Linked DNA regions of Homo sapiens: region 1 is linked to region 2. Evidence: read pairs that join two places in POLR2A ChIA-PET (ENCODE). Cell type or tissue: PC-9. All regions are shown on one strand. Each heading gives the region's core, and the rest is flanking DNA. Links, peaks and the distances in the headings are about the cores only. Region 1 has its middle 19 kb from the start of LINC01220. Region 2 overlaps TMED10 (transmembrane p24 trafficking protein 10).

The links. Peaks named below come from ENCODE experiments on the same cell type or tissue, not always from the same donor. Only the 100,000 strongest peaks of a DNase experiment are listed, where the experiment ranks them.
Region 1: POLR2A ChIA-PET joins it to region 2 with 8 read pairs; 5 of 35 experiments call an interaction of 5 or more read pairs at or near these places.

The regions. Positions count from the first base shown.
Region 1 is chr14:75,311,670-75,314,590 of GRCh38, reverse strand. No RefSeq gene overlaps it. Among named protein-coding and RNA genes, the nearest start is that of LINC01220, 19 kb to the right of the region's middle. In PC-9, for the core only: no CTCF peak of the experiment used is centred there; no DNase peak of the experiment used is centred there.
Region 2 is chr14:75,155,387-75,158,307 of GRCh38, reverse strand. All of the region lies in intron 1 of TMED10 (transmembrane p24 trafficking protein 10), which reads left to right. Among named protein-coding and RNA genes, the nearest start is that of TMED10, 20 kb to the left of the region's middle. In PC-9, for the core only: no CTCF peak of the experiment used is centred there; a DNase peak (open chromatin) is centred at 1,171.

The DNA of each region.
Region 1 (2,921 bases), core at 191-2,690, 160 kb before region 2:
TTTGGGTTACCAGGAAGTGACTCTGAGAACAGCATTCAGGTTGTACAGTTGGGATCAACACCTGTAGAAAGAGAGGGGAAAAAAAGTGGGATTCAGCAAAGGGAGAAGTTTTAGAGGAGACAAATCAGTGAAACGAGTTTGCCTCCCCACGTTTCCCCAGTGTGTAGTTGAGACTGTTGTCTGAGCCAACACATGTTCACATTGTTCCCAGGTTCTCCCATCATGTAATGAGAATAATTCTATCATTTCTCACAAGGCGAGAGGGACACAAATGAAGAAAAGACCAAAACACAGAATTTGAAGCCAGTCTGCCTGGGTTCAAATCCCAGCTCTCCCTTGTACCATCTAGGTGATCTAGGGCAAGATGCTTGATCCTTCTGAGCCTCCATTTCCTCGTCCACTAAATGAGAATACTGTTACTAGCTACCGCACAAAGTTGTTGTGAAGATGAGTGAGGGATTATATGTAAAACACTGGGTGGAATGCCTGGCTCACAGGAAGCACTATGTGTTGGCTGTGGGACTGTACGGCCTTCAGTATTGAAGAAATCACTCATCATGCAACTCTCCTTCACTTATGCAACCACACACACACAACACCCACGTTACACACATACACATGCAACACGTGCAGCATACAGCACGTACTCAACAAAACATACACAGTACACATACATAAAGCAGCAAAGCCTTGTTTCATAAGTTGTCCTTTTTTTCTTTTTTTTTGAGAAGGAGTCTCGTGCTGTCGCTCAGGCTAGAGTGCAGTGGCGTGATCTCGGCTCACTGCAACCTCTACCTCCACCTCCTGAGTTCAAGCGATTCTCCTGCCTCAGCCTCCTGAAGAGCTGGGACTACAGGTGTGCACCACCATGCCCGGCTAATTTTTGTATATTAAGTAGAAACGGGGTTTCACCATGTTGGCCAGGCTGGTCTTGAACTCCCGACCTCAAGTGATCCACCTGCCTCCGCCTCCCAAAATGCTGGGATTACAGGCATGAGCCACTGCGCCCAGCCTCATACTCTGTTCTTTGTGTACTTTGTGGTTTCATTCCATTTTAAAGCCAAATCTCTGCTAATACACACCCATGATGCTCATTGTTCTTCCCCATTGCATGTCATTGTGACATCATGCAATGCCATGATAAGGCGATTTACCAATTGCACATTCTAATTGCTCTCAGAGCATAATATTCATTAGCAATTTTCTTTCATAAGCTTCTTAGCAATAATGTTTCCTCCAATGCAGTATAGCATTCAAAGGTGGAACTTTGGAGTCAGATGAACTTGGGTTGAAATCCTGACATTACTACTTACCAGCTTTGTGACTTGAGGCAAGCTGCTAAACTTCTCTAGCTATAACATTATTCTCATTTTATCAATCAGGAAACAAAGAACCAGAAAGACCAAATCAGTAATCGTGAGTCTCATATTGTTATCTATAAAAAAGCTGCACCTTGCAAGGAATGAAAAGATAAGGTGTGTACCACATTTAAATTGGTGCTTGCCACATGCTAATATATGCTAATAAAACATTTTGTAATGATAAAAGTGATGGTAGTGATGAATGGCTTATTTCTTTATTTTATTTTATTTGAGTCGGAGTCTCACTCTGTTGCCCAGGCTGGAGTGCAGTGGTGTGATCTCAGCTCACTGCAACCTCCGCCTCCCAGGTTCAAGTGATTCTCCTGCCTCAGCCACCCGAGTAGCTGGGATTACAGGCATCCACCACCACACCCAGCTAATTTTTGTATTTTCAGTAGAGACAGGGTTTCACCGTGTTGGCCAGGCTGGTCTCGAACTCCTGGCCTCAAGTGACCTGCTTGCCTCAGCCTCCCAAGGTGCTGGGATTACAGGCGTGAGCCACTGCACCCGGCCAATGGCTTATTTCTTTAAATAGAAAAAAGAAATGCATTGAATAAATCATTGACAGTTAATGGGACTCTCTGGTGATGAACCTGGGTTCTACCCATGCCTGGAGGCTCCAGGTCCCATAAGCTTCCACCCAGCATTGTGTTGTAACTGTACCATTTCCCTTCATGAAATTTGAGAGGTGATGTTTTGACATTATTTCATTTTGTTTCATTTCCTCTTGATGGGTGGGCTTAACCTGTTTCTCAATTTAGGCAGAGCAAAAGGGAGAAGTATTTTAAATTGCCATGATAGTCCAAGTTGGTCTTACCTTCAGGCCCCTGAGCACGAGCCCAAAATTCTCTCCAACTCTCCTACGGTATTTGGGTATTTTCCAATTCCTAGAAATGCCAGATATAAATAACCCTTTCCTTAGTTTCCTCCAAAACTCTCCCTTTCTCCTTTCCTTTTGCCTCTTGGCATTTGGGTACCATAACAATGAATTTTGAAATAATACTTTAATCACATTTTATATTCTTGGCCAGGCTCAGTGGCTCATGCCTATAATCCCAACATTTTGGGAGGCCCCATCTCAAATTAAAAAAAAAAAATTACATTCTTATGGTGCATTTCTGTTCACTAAATGCATTCATATCCACTCTTCACAGTTGGCAGTAAGGAAGATAGTGTAAGTTCCATTTGATGGATGATACAGCTGAGGTTCAAAGAGGTGAACCCACGTGCCCTCGATGCTGGCCTTCAAGCCAACACCATTTCCTGCTGCAGCAAGAAGACAGTCTTTACTGACAGACACATTTATTTTTATTATGGTAAAATATACATAACAAAGTTTACTGTTTGAAACTTTTAAAGTCTACAGTTGAGTGGCATTAAGTACATTCGCATTGTTGTGCAACTCTCATCACCATCATCTCCAGAATGTTTCATCTTCCCAAATTGAAACTTCATACTCATTAAATACTCACTCCCCATTTTCCCCTCCCCTCGGCCTCTGGCAATCACCCCTCTACTTTCTGTCTGTTTGAATTTGACTACTCTAGGAAGCTCACATGA
Region 2 (2,921 bases), core at 137-2,636:
TCTTTCAGTTTATGATTCAGAAAAATTATCACACAAACAAGAGGCCTTTAAGAATCTTCAAGGCTAAATTTCCCTTGATTGTTTAGCTGATGCTAACTTCAAGGTCTTTACCTTGTGGCTGCCTGCTGATCTCTCTAAGGTGGAGAATGCAGACTGATCAGTGCTGTGTTAACACTTGAGAGGACTCTCAACTCTGATTTGCACTGATGCAAAGATTCTATTAGTCTTTCTTGGCCACTGTACATTCCTCTTTTTTCAGACATTCCTTTTGGGGGAAGGCAGCATGGGATGCAGAAAGAGAGTGGGTTTTGGACATTTCTCAAATCCACGTAACACTATTTATTTATTTTTACTTCTTTTTTTTTTTGAGATGGAGTTTTGCTCTTGTCACTCAGGGTGGAGTGCAGTGGTGCGATCTCAGCTCACTGCAGCCTCCGCCTCCCAGGTTCAAGCAATTCTCCTGCCTCGGCCTCCTGAGTAGCTGGGATTACAGGCACCTGCCACTACGCCCAACTAATTTTTGTATTTTTAGTAGAGACGGGGTTTCGCCACGTTGGCCAGGCTGGTCTGAAACACCTGACCTCAGGTGATCCACCCGCCTCGGCCTCCCAAAAGTGCTGGGATTACAGGTGTGGGCCACTGCACCTGGCTATTTATTGAGACATGTTCTCACTCTGTTGCCCAGGCTGGAGTGCAGTGGCACAATCACAGCTCACTGCAGCCTCGACCTCATGGGATCAAGCAGTCCTCCCATCTCAGCCTCCTGAGTAGCTGGGACCACAGGCGCATGTCAACCACACCCAGCTAATTTTATTTTTTGTAGAGACGGCATCCCACTATATTGCCCAGGCTGGTCTCAAACTCCTGGGCTCAAGTGATCCTCCCACCTTGAATTCCCAGAGTGCTGGTATTACAAGTGTGAGCCACTGCACCTGACCAACACGATTTATTTATTAACTGCTATAATGGACAAGTTACTAAGTTTCCTCATCAGTAAAACAGGAATAACAAGACCAGTTTCCATGGAGTTGCTGAGAAGATTAAAGATTATGTTTGTAAAGTATATAGCATGATTCTTTAACCCTTTTATCTTTCCAAACCACTCAGTTGCAGAACCCCAAGCTCCGATCAGTTCATGCATGTGCCTTTTCTTTTCTTCTGCATCCTGGCTGCTAGGTTGTACCGCTAGAAATGTGTGGTTCATTATCTTAGCTGAGATCTCAGTGCTACCCAGCAGTCATTCTATGTGATGTTAGTCAGCTTTCTTTCTGTCCTGTGGAGAGGGCAAAATTGTTGGCCCAGAAGAACTTGGTTCTATAGGTGTGTTTTGTTTTTCCTTGAGATAGTTTTTCTTTTCTTTTCTTTTCTTTTCTTTTCTTTTCTTTTCTTTTTTTTGAGACGGAGTCTTGCTCTGTCACCAGGCTGGAATGCAGTGGCGTGATCTCTCTCACCCTGGTTTCAAACGATTCTCCTGCCTCAGCCTCCCAAGTAGCTGGGACTACAGGCACGCATCACCATGCCCAACTAATTTTTGTATTTTTAGTAGAGACGGGGTAGGATGGTCTCGATCTCTTGACCTCATGATCCACCCACCTCGGCCTCCCAAAGTGCTGGGATTACAGGTGTGAGCCACCGTGCCCGGCCTGAGATAGTTTTTCAAATGTTGGGATTGGTTGTAAAGATTTAAAAATTAAGAGATTTCAAATGAAAGTTAAAATGTCTACCTTCTCTTGAAAAACTGGATGATCTGAAAACCTGGAGTGCCATGGCAGTCATTGGCTTTTCCTATAACACAGGCCATCTTTTCTAGTTTGCTGTGTATGGCTTGTGCTGGTCCAGTAGACTCAGTATGTTTCTCACTTGATCTCTGTGGGCATTTACTTTTTGGTTTTGTCCTGTAGACTCTACCTCCTTAAAATCCCTCAAACTCTTCAGTTCATGGGTTACTAAACTTTTTTGTAATTACATAAAATTATTTAATTAAATACAATTTAATAAACCTTAATAAAATTAAATAAAATTTAAAATTATTTTAATTAAATAAAATCTGTCACCTTCTCTCTATACTGAAGGCCCTTCTCCTTTCTTACCTGGAGTACTGGAATAGTGTCCCAACCCACCTCCTTATCTCTAGGGTTCTCTCTCTATAGTCTGTCTTCATAGTACTGGTAGCGTCATCTTTCTGAATTGTCATTGACTCACATCATTCTGTTTCAAATTCCTTATTGCCCTTCCACTTTGTACTAAATGAAGCTTAAACTCCTTAGCATGCTATTCTAGTTCTACATGATTGGGCCAGTACCTCTCCAGGCACTTAACCTCTCTGGGCCTCAGTTTCCTCCCATGGAACACGGGGGAAATAATTCTTGCCAGTAGGGTTATAGTGAGGATTAAATTTAAAATGCTTATAAAGCAGCAACACATTATTTGACACTTAGTAAGTATTCAGTAAATACTAGCTATTAGTAATATGATAATGCCATATTTTTGTTTTATGTTTTTCTGGACCCAGGCCTTCATATTTGCTGTCTCTTCTACCCTGAACTTCTTTACCCCTCTTTCCCTTGATTGAAATTCATCCTTTAGGACTCAGCTCATGTGCTACCCCCTCCTAGATACACTCCCTGACCCTCCATAATCCCATGGCACTTGTGCATACCTCTGGTAGCATGCCTTGCACATTGCAGTGAAGCGCTCTCTCTCTGTTAGCTTTATTGAGGTATAATTGGCAAATAAAAATTGTTTATATTCAAGATATATAATGTGATGTTTTGTTATACATACACATTGTGAAGTGAATACCACAATCAAGCTAATTAACATATTTCATCACCCCATACAAATGTCTAACAAATACATTAAAAGTTCCCCAGTATCACTAACCATCAGGGAAATGCAAACCAAAACCACTATGAAGGCAT